Linked DNA regions of Homo sapiens: all the other regions are linked to region 1. A link is a contact called in ENCODE Hi-C or POLR2A ChIA-PET data. All regions are on one chromosome and are shown on one strand. The core of a region is the stretch at or near the end of the contact, and the rest is flanking DNA. Distances in the headings are between cores, read along the strand shown.

What was found. Hi-C counts contacts between places; a loop is a spot of excess contacts on that map. ChIA-PET counts read pairs that join two places held with the same protein, here RNA polymerase II (POLR2A). Pooled maps may share reads with other maps.
Region 2: a loop to region 1 is called in a pooled map, with 5 times the contacts of the local background. The contact joins two enhancer-like sites. A Hi-C loop is called at or near these places in 1 of 37 single-sample maps with no recorded cell type and 3 of 50 pooled maps. POLR2A ChIA-PET finds 5 or more read pairs at or near these places in 1 of 52 experiments (SK-N-SH).
Region 3: a loop to region 1 is called in a map with no recorded cell type, with 4 times the contacts of the local background. The contact joins two enhancer-like sites. A Hi-C loop is called at or near these places in 2 of 37 single-sample maps with no recorded cell type and 3 of 50 pooled maps.

What each region holds. Positions count from the first base shown.
Region 1 is chr3:192,891,342-192,894,737 of GRCh38, reverse strand. All of the region lies in intron 1 of MB21D2 (Mab-21 domain containing 2), which reads left to right. Among named protein-coding and RNA genes, the nearest start is that of MB21D2, 25 kb to the left of the region's middle. RefSeq lists an enhancer at 1,333-1,642. Within about 2 kb of position 1,542, at least 16 of the 41 ENCODE cell types and tissues checked have a DNase peak (open chromatin) inside an H3K27ac peak, as active enhancers do.
Region 2 is chr3:190,090,608-190,094,003 of GRCh38, reverse strand. All of the region lies in intron 1 of P3H2 (prolyl 3-hydroxylase 2), which reads left to right. Among named protein-coding and RNA genes, the nearest start is that of P3H2, 29 kb to the left of the region's middle. Within about 2 kb of position 1,648, at least 3 of the 41 ENCODE cell types and tissues checked have a DNase peak (open chromatin) inside an H3K27ac peak, as active enhancers do.
Region 3 is chr3:195,118,021-195,121,416 of GRCh38, reverse strand. The region is part of intron 3 of XXYLT1 (xyloside xylosyltransferase 1); the gene reads left to right. Among named protein-coding and RNA genes, the nearest start is that of MIR3137, 15 kb to the left of the region's middle. RefSeq lists enhancers at 3,240-3,299, 3,033-3,396. Within about 2 kb of position 1,761, at least 8 of the 41 ENCODE cell types and tissues checked have a DNase peak (open chromatin) inside an H3K27ac peak, as active enhancers do.

The DNA.
Region 1 (3,396 bases), core at 293-2,792:
GGATTCTTAAAGAATGGTGGAAGGTGGAGGGACGGAGATTCATCTCTAGTTTGAGCAATAAAGTGGAAACTCCAATCGCTTTCTCAGAAAAAAAAATGACACTGTGTTATGGACATGGGCAAAATGTTTGTAAGACTGGCAGCTTTTACATGTTCTCAGGTTTGTTTCTCCAGTTACCTGTTGCCTCCCTATTAAAATGAGAGGTGAAGACCTCTCAGGTGAAAATAGTCCCTGTGCTTATCTTCAAGGGAAGCCAGGTACAGGATTGGGCAAAAAGCTGCGGAAACCACGTTCTACTCAAAAATCCATTGGAGGCCAGGTGGGGTGGCTCATACTCCTACCACTTTGGGAGGCCGAGGCGAGTGGATCACTTGAGGTTAGGAGTTTGAAACCAGCCTGTCCAACATGGTGAAGCCTCGTCTCTATTAAAAATACAAAAAAATCAGCCAGGCATGGTGGTGGGCGCCTATAATCCCAGCTACTCCTGAGGCTGAGGCAGGAGAATCGCTTGTATCTAGGAGGCAGAGGTCGTTTTGAGTCCAGATTGCGCCACTGCACTACAGCCTGGGTGACAGAGCGAGACTCTGTCTCAAAAACAAAACAACACAAAACAAAAACAACAAAAATTTGCTGGGGAGAGAAGAGCTTGAACAGGGAACAGAATGGGAAAACAAGAGTGGCTCTTTAAATTATTTCTTTTTTAGAGACAGAGTCTGTCTCTGTTCCCTAGGCTGGAGTGCAGTGGCACAATCATAGCTCAGGCAGCCTCTAACTCCTGGGCTCAAACAATCCTTTTGCCTCAGCCTCCACAGTAGCTGGGACTATAGGCACAGACCACTATACCCAGCTAATTTTTAAATATGTAGTAGAGATAGGGTCTCTCTATGTTGCCCAGACTGTTTTCAAACTCCTGGCCTCAAGCGATCCTCCCACCGTGGGCCTCCCAAAGTGCTGAGATTACAGACATGAGCCACCCCCCAGCCAGAGGTGGCTCTTTAAAGATGTGGGGGACGGGAATCATGCACTGGTTTCGAAAGGGAGAAAAGTGCTTGGACACGGGGGAATGCCTGGACTGGACCCTGAGAAATGGGCAGTGAAGCCCACCTGAGGCTAAGTGCTAAGTGCTGAGAATTGTTAAGGATGTTTCCCAGATGTTTGAGGAAATGCGATGTTTTCCCATACAGTCAAGGGGTGTTGGCAGCCTTCTTCTGTCACTTACTGTGTCATCTTCAGCTAATCACCTCCTCTTTCTGGCCCTCACTTTCCCCAACTATAAATTGAGGAAATTAGGCTTCCCTTCCTGGTCTGTGATTTTAGGACTCCGTAAGTAGAGTTGCCTCTTACTGATATCAAAACCTGTGTTAGGTAGCTATACTTTTGAAATGATGGGTTAGATGTAGAGATTTGCAGTGGTGGTCGGTTTGAGGGCAGTGATTTATATTTCAAGGAAATGTTTGGAACGCAGTTTCGGTTCTCATTCGAAGAAGTAAAGACGTCATGTCACTTGACACATGGGGAAACCCACATCGCTGGCTGTGGCTCTCAGAAGAGTGACTCATTAAACTCCAGGGGTGCTTTGACCTGCGTTGGGAGGTTGGTAACTTGGCCCCTGCTGCTTTTGGTGGTGCAAAAGCTCTGGGCAGCTGGCTGGGCTGAATGTAACTGCGTCTTGGAAGGCACCAAGGCGGCCCTGAGCAGTTTACATTGACTGTGGAAGCCAAATATTGTCGTGCAAATTAAGTAGGACACCAAAAGGAAAATTCATCTTAATCTTCTTTAAATACTTACTGCTCATTTGCCAAGGTTCTAAGTAATACAATTTCAAAGGTTCAGAGGTGTCTAATACAATTTTCCCCCTTTTGTACATAATTCTATGCCCTTTGTGTAATTCTGTTAGAAACATTAGGGTAATTATAGAGCTACGTTCTGCTTTTCAGTTGCTATAATATTAGCCTGGGTCTGCTCGTACCAGCTGTATTAATAAGCAATGACTATGGCCGGGCGCGGTGGCTCACGTCTGTAATCCCAGCACTTTGGGAGGCCGAGGCAGGCAGATCACCTGAGGTCAGGAGTTCGAGACCGGCCTGGCCAACATGGTGAAACCCCGTCTCTACTAAAAAAATACAAAAAGTAGCCAGGTGTGGTGGCAGGTGCCTGTAATCCCAGCTACTCAGGAGGCTGAGGCAGGAGAATCTCTTGAACCTGGGAGGCAGAGGTTGCAGTGAGCTGAGATCATGCCAGCCTAGGCATCAACAGCGAAACTCTATCCCAAATAAAAATAAAAAAAGCAATGACTGAAGTTTAGCAAACTCCTAAATTAAGACTTTTTCTGAGCCTTTCTCTGTAGCATGTATTTGCTACTAGAGGCAGGCAAGGTCATAACCTAGGGTGAGCTTTGGGTTATTAATTCAAAGACCCAGTGTCTAAATCCTCATCTGTAAAATGGGGACAAAATTATCTGAACTCCCAGTCACTGGATGTGGGGACCAGTGAGCCTGCTGGGTGTGAAAGCACGTTGGGAGCTGAAGATGGACCCTGCCTCACGGGCAGTGGGGGTTGTTATGTAGCACGATTCCTGAAGTGTGGGCCAAAGGAGCTGCCAGTGCCACATGAATTTGTGAGTGGTCGTCATGGGTGTGTGTCATGGAATAGAAGTGTTAATATTTAATATCTGGGCTAATAATTGTAATCATTGTTTGACACAAGAGAATGTACAAGATGATTTTACCCTATGAAGTAAATGAGTTTGTTTTTCTCCATTCTACAAACCAAGCAGTAAAAGTGCAGGTGGGTTAAATAATAGGCCTAAAGTCGAATCAACCATCGGAATGTAATTTGTTAAAACTTTGCCTTTTGTTCACAGCTTTTAGAGTTTTTCTTTTCTCATGGATCACATTTTTGGGAAGGGCTTCCCATCACCTCTATACCAGTAATAACAGCTGACATTTATTGAAGCTTGGTCTGTGCCGACACATTTTACAGATGAGAAAACTGAGCTAGAAATGTTAAGTAGTTTACCAGAGGTCATGTAGCTGGTGTGGAAGACCCATTTAAGTTTTGCTATCTTAATAACAGTAATAAAAGCATTAACATGTATTGGCTGTTTGCTAGGTGCCAGGCATCATGTTAAACAGTGTCATCTAGAACCTCATTTGGTATCACACTAAGCCTGCAAGGGAAGCCCTTGAAAATGTTATGCAGAGGGAGGACTCCTACCATCTCTCTTCTCTTGCAATGGATTTGCAAATACCTTTCTTTTGCCTTTCTTTTACCAGCTTGGAAACAGCAAATTTCCAGTGCCTCTTATGATACCAGCTTTTCCTGCTCTTGTTCTGTTACATTAATTATTTTGTTCTATTTATTAATTATTTTCCTGCTCTTGTTCTATTACATTAA
Region 2 (3,396 bases), core at 399-2,898, 2.8 Mb after region 1:
CATAGCACCACTTTTTTATTCTTGGGAGCCAAGTTGATAATGGGAAAAGGATGTGAAATTTTTATCATGTAAAATGAAAACTAAATGACTTCATGAGAATTTTTCAGTGAGCCATTTAAACTTATAGCGTATAATCTTCAATTTTAATGAAATTTTCATTAATGATTAATGTGGTGAATTTTTCTAAAACTTACCAAAAAAGCCACCAGCATATTAATTATTTTCAGTGTATCTACTGCAAATCATTTTGACAACAATGTTAAACCAAACCCAAAACAAAGCAAACAAACACTGTAAATAGTAGCAATCACTTTTTTTCTTCCACTCAGTCACATTTTCAGCAGTGCCATCTACTCTCTCTCTTCTCCATCCTGGACACCTTTGATGACTTCAGTTTCTGAAGATGACTTGTGGTTCATCACGATCCTTCCTTTTTATCCACTCTCCAGCTACCAATGCCTGTGAGTTCAACAACCGTGAGGACACTGCCTTAATAATTTTCCTTTAATTTTCTCAGATTTCTTTATCTGATTTCACCCTTTCTAGCTATCCAGCAGAACTTTCCTCTATGGCCTTCGTTCCTCTTTCCCTTTCTCTCCAGACCAACCCCCAACTCATGGCCAACCTCTTTAGCTAGTCACGTGTATAGAAGGGTAGGGCCATTTGCATTGCAATAAGGATTGATGATCATTCTTTTCCTCAACTGTCTGTCTTGTCAAGCTTTACAGCACTCCACCACTGTTCACTGAGCACTGCAGACAAATGACACAGAGCTATGTCTCTGCCGTCTACTATGTATTCGCACTGCATGATCACAACTAAGGTTTTAGAGTTGTTTATCAATTTTCTATTATCGTTGCTTAGTATTATTTCTTAGAATTGATGTCAGAATTATTTCTACTTCTCAAACTGTGTCCCTTCATTCTTTTCATGATTTTATCTCCCACACTACTAAGGAAAGCTCTAATAAAGGGAGGAATTTTGGGTGGTGAATTGGAGTAGGAGAAGAGAGATCACATGTATGAGACACTAAGCAGGTGAAATTAATAGGTGTTTGTATCATTTTTGGGGGGGATTAGAAAGTAAAGGAAGGGGATCAGAATTGACTCGGAGATTTAAAGCCTGGGTGATTGATGGATTGTGGTTCTATGAGCAAAAACAAGAACTACAGGAGCGGATGTAGAATAGGAAGGAAGGATATTATTTTCCTTTGCCCCTTCTTTTCCTCTTTGTCTTTTTAAAAGTCTCATTATCTTTGCTTAATTGCCTTAAATAAAATATAAAAATTTACTGCTTGAAATGAATGAGCTTTCAAAATAAAAGGGCACATACCAGTAAGACTGAAAAGAGTTCAGATCCCAGCTTCCCGAAAGAATAATCCTCTTAATAAGGCAGCTGTAAGCTCTCTAATGCTGGATAACTAGAACAGCACTCTGCCTTTGGAAAAATGCCATAAGTCCCTTGCACTTTTCCTTATTTTTAAAGATAGCCATGTAAGCAAGATGTAGCTCCTAATGAGAGTATTTTCTAGACTTCGTTCCTTGCCTTAAGCACTAGCTATTTTGCTAAGCAACTGTCTTCTTGGAGGGTTTTGCTTTTTAGCAAACCAAAGATTGACAAAGTTGGTGAGGAAGTGACTCATGGCATTGGGGTTATTTTAGTATAAACTACTTGCCCTGAGTACATGGCCCTTTTATACTATTTCAGCTGAAGTATTTCTCCTTTGATAGAAATATAGAGTTGCTAAGACCAACTGGATTTTTTTTTTTTTTTGACGGAGTCTCGTTCCATCGCCCAGGCTGGAGTACAGTGGTGCAATCTCAGCTCACTGCAATCTCTGCCTCCTGGGATCAAGCCATTCTCCTACCTCAGCCTCTCAAGTAGCTGGGACTACAGGTGTCCACCACCATGTCCGGGTAATTTTTGTATTTTTAGTGGAGACGGGGTTTCACCATGTTGACCAGGCTGATCTCAAACTCCTGACCTCAGGTGATCCACCCACCTCGGCCTCCCAAAGTGCTGGGATTATAGGCGTGAGCCACTGCGCATGGCTGGAAAACATTTTTACATGTAAGACATGGCCCCACTTATTTAATGCACATCAGTAAAACCTAGTTCCACGTTGTTCCTATTCTAATACATCAGGTTATGCTCTCTCTTCCCTTTCTTTAATATCTCAGCCTCTTTGCATGTAACATTTCCTACTTCACAGAGAATGTCAAAACAAAACAAAAGAAACAAATATGGCATCTCCAACATCTCTTTGCTTTCACACTGTCAGAATACTGTTTTCCTCTGCCAGCCTATGTACTCTTTAAAAAGCCTCATTTGCCATCATTCTTTTCAGAATTATCAGGTACTCTATTTGTTAAGGATCTGGCTTGTGCCATCTTTCCTTTGAAACTTATATTGATTGGTATTTATAAAGAAAACTTTCTAGTACAATATATATAAGCAAATAGCCATTTACAGACATTAAGATGTAATCACCTGTCCTAAATTGATATTGTAGTAACACTTCCTTTCTTTTCTTAGTAATAATGGGAAATAGGGGCATCCTATTATATCATTTCATTAACTATGAATTATGCAGAAGTGTAAAGTTGAGAGTGTATAGTCATTAAAAGAAGTTACTGTTAAGGTAACAAATGTGTCCACTTCGTGTTTCCATATGGCAATCATGACTCTTAGAACCACTTCCATCAATCTGAATGCTTTATATCAGACCAGAAAGCATTTAGCAAATTTGAGCTTAATGCTGTACCTTGGTAAACACAATCCAGAAGCTAAAATGGTCTCCACAAATCCAAATCAATACTAAAAGCCAACACATAATTTTTGGATTACTTGGCTTTTGATTTTTTGTGGCTGAAATTCCTCTTCACTTGCACAATAAAAAACTAGCTTTGATATTTATTTTATTTATAGAACAAACATTATATTCCAAATAAGACTGAATACCTGTGTTGGCAGGTAGAAAGAAGCACAGTCATACCTTATTTGTTCATAGTTTTGAGAGATGGCAGGCGGAATAAAAAAATAATACATGAGAAGGCTATGATAGTATTGATGAGGGAGTAGGTAACTGAGTGAATGAAGGAAACTTCTGTGAGAAATTGACACTGAAGTTACGTCTTGCAAAGGAGTAAAACATTCCACACAGAGGAAATGGGGTGGGGCTCTCCAAGAAAAAGGAATAATGTGTATAAAGACTTGGTAGTGTTCAAGTGCCTGGTGAAGAATTCTACTAGGTTTACAGTTTGTTTTCTAAGGTAATAGGTGGTAAATTTTTTTTTTTTTTGAGTCAGAGTCTTGCTCTGTCACCCAGGCTGGAGTGCAGTGGCACAATCTGGGCTCACTGCAAGCTCCGCCTCCCAGCTTCACACCATTCTCCTG
Region 3 (3,396 bases), core at 512-3,011, 2.2 Mb before region 1:
TTAAAGGAGCAGAGATGCGGGTGGTGGGCGTCAGTCTCCATCCATCCTGCGTGCACCAACCCAAGGCTTTCTGTACAAGAGGGAACCCCGTCTCTCATCACCATCTTGTCCTTTGAATCACACGCTGGGGCAGGCCTTGGCTGAATTTCTACCTGGAAGGCCTCGGTAGGTGTAGCCTGAGTAGAGGGCAGATCACATCCTCGGGTGAAAAGATAGACCTCTCAATGGCTGGGCGGCCAAGGCCTTCCTGCAGCTCAGGGAGGCTTTGGTAGATGCAGCATTTCCAAGGGCATGGCCGGTGTGCTGTGGTTCCCGGGTGTTTGGGCCCTGGGAGCATGGGGGTGCTCACGGAGGAGGCAGCAGCAGGCTAGGTGTGGCCCACAGGCCACCCAGCTATATAATCTTAGCTCCAACACACGTCACACACCCTCACACTCTCCTGCCTGTGAGCCCCAGGGAGGTAGGGGAACACCACGAGCCTGATTTGCAGGTGAGGGTTTGGGGGAGTAAGCCCTAGGAACCCTGACTGTCTGGGAACAGGGCGGGGGCTGGCCTGACATGCAGGAGCTGTGCCAGCCAGGCCGCACACCCTCTCCGTGCTCTTCCAGCTTCTCAGGTGCCGTGAGCTTGCCTTGTCTTCCCCTCCGGGACCCCGCAGAGTCGGTGCTCAGTGACGGAGCCACGGAGAAGGGAAATCCTGACTCTGAATCCTGAATGAAATGGGTTTCACTCTCAGAGTTACTAAGCACTTTTCATGGAGCCATCCGAGGAGAACACTGCAGGGATAATAGCAATGCTAACGATAGTCATGGGAATACAGGGGTGTTTCTGTTGCTACAGCTGAACAGGAATAATAATGTTAGTTAATGTTATTGGGGTGCACCCTGTGCCAGGCACTGTGCTCAATGCTTGCTTTATATGGAGTGTCACTGAATCCTCACGGCAATGCTGTAAGGTCAATATGAATATTACTCCCATTTTCCAGATGAGAAAACTGAGGCACAGATGGTTTACACATGGTTCAAGGCCAGCCTCAGAGCCAGGATGTGGTGGAGCCAGGATTCCATGCCCAGCCTGAAGCTCTTTACCAGGCTTTCCTTCTCTGTGGCCATGGGGGCTGGGGCGGGGGGGGCATCTGAGCAGCAGAGGGCAGTGGTGGGGTTGGGAGGGGCACCCCCAGGAGGATGGGGCAGCTACTGTGTCAGAGTGGGTGGGGGTGAGGCCTTTGCTGGACGCCCAGGCTCTGCCCTCCTTTGAGTAGATCATCTTGTCCGTGGAACCTGGATAGAGGCCTTAGGCTGAAGACAGAGGAGAAATCTAAGCTTTTTGTTTTCAGAGAGAAAAGAGACAGCATGTGAGTTTTGAGTGGAATCTGATCCTAGAGACAGGCAGCCGGTACCCCAGTCACGAGCAGGAATCCTGCGGGCCCAGTGGGAACTTCCCATCCCAAGGGAATGCAGGGACAGGCTGCTCCCCCCGCCCCGCCCAGCCCCTGACCTCCCCCTGCCTTCCCTGCTTCAGCCACAAACCCCTTGACCTTGTTGTTTCAACTGCAGAACAGGCTCCCCAGCTATTGTTCTTGGAGATGATTCTGTGATCTTAGGACCTTTGAGAAAAGAACAAACAGCTAGGAAAACACAGGGTGGTTAAAAGATGTTTGTGATGTTTGTGCCGTATGGAACAAAAGAGGCATTCGGGAGACTCAGCATTGTTCTGCGGAGTGAGGACGAAACAGCCCTCGGAGGCCTCCTCTCATCTGGGGGCATCCAGCTCATTGTCGTGGAATGTAGCTCCAGCCATCGCTTCATTGTCAGGCCATATACTCTGTGCGGGGCCCGGGCTAGGAGTGTGTTTACACTTGATTCACTTGGAATCCTCTCCTGGTTTCTGATCCATTCTTTCTGTCTTCTTGTTGGGAAAAGTGGCTCATGTTATCACCCAGTCACTCATTTCATAGCAGCTACCCAGGTCCCTTACTGGATACCCTTCATCGCCTGTCCTCAGCAGGACCAATAAAGTCATATTTATACAGCAATCTAAGGTCACATAGTCATTTTATGTGATTTCCCTTATTGGATTTTTATATCAGCTTCACTATATATGTTATTTCCTTTTTTTTTTTTTTTTTTGTTTGAGATGGAGTCTCGCTGTGTCTCCCAGGCTGGAGTGCAATGGCGCAATCTCGGCTCACTGCAACCTCCACCTCCCAGGTTCAAGTGATTCTCCTGCCCTAGCCTCCCGAGTAGCTGGGATTACAGGCGCGTGCCACCACACCCAGCTAATTTTTTTTTTTTTGTATTTTTAGTAGAGACAGGGTTTCACCATGCTGGCCAGGCTGGTCTTAAACTCCTGACCTCGTGATCCACCCGCCCTGGCTTCCCAGAGTGCCGGGATTACAGGCATGAGCCACCGCGCCTGGGCTTATTTCCATTTTTTCAAAGACAAAACTGAGGCTCAAAGCAGAGAGGTGACCTGCCTGCTGATGTACAGCTAATGACAGAGCCCCAGAGGAACGCAGTGCTCTTAGAACCCCACTGAAGATTCCTCCTTCAGGGAACTACGTTTCGAAAGTTTACTACGTCACCTCCTTCGGGAATTCTGAAACATTGTGTACTCGTATCTTTACCCGTGAAAGCTGTTTCTGGGATTGGCGCTGTCAACTCCAGGCCCAGGTCTCTCTAATTCTGGGTTGGTAGGTTTTGCATTAATGAGATTTAACTCACCATGGTTCATTTCTCCCTTTGCAGTCCCTTGTGTATGCCCCTGGGGCATAGGTGCCTGTGGCAAGTCTGTGAAGGCTGCATTCTCCCCCAGCTTGGAATGCCCAGTGCCCCTGCTGCAGCCCACAGCCCTTCAGAAGGTGATTGCAAGGAAGCCAAGCCTAACCTCATCTTCCGTTCCTTCTGCCATGTCCACACCTGGCGTCACCTGTGCAGCCTTTCCTGCATGAGTCATGGCCAGGCAAGCTCGGTGACATGCACTGGGAGCCCGGTGTGGAAGCTGGGAGGCAGTCATTGTGTAGTCACGCTAGTGGTGGCCACGGGCCATGGGGCTCCTAAGGAAATTAGAAGGACCTTTGGAACTGCCTTCCTCCCCACCCTGCTCTGTATCTCCTTCAGAGTTTTTCTGATAGGGGTAGTGCTGACTTGTTCCTTGGGAAGGCTTGGAGATTTGGGGTCTTCGCCTGCATCTTATCAAAATCCCTGTGTCTCACTGGAGGAGTAAGAACCTGACCTGCCATCAGGAAATGCCTTAGATGAGTGCTCAGCACCGGTGGCAGGACTGGGGATGTTTAGTTAAGATAAGAGAAAGCCCAGGGGGGCATTATCTCTGTCTTCATATGGGACAGGAAATGTACTTGTTCCTTGTGGCTCTAGGGGGCAGGACGTGGAGCAG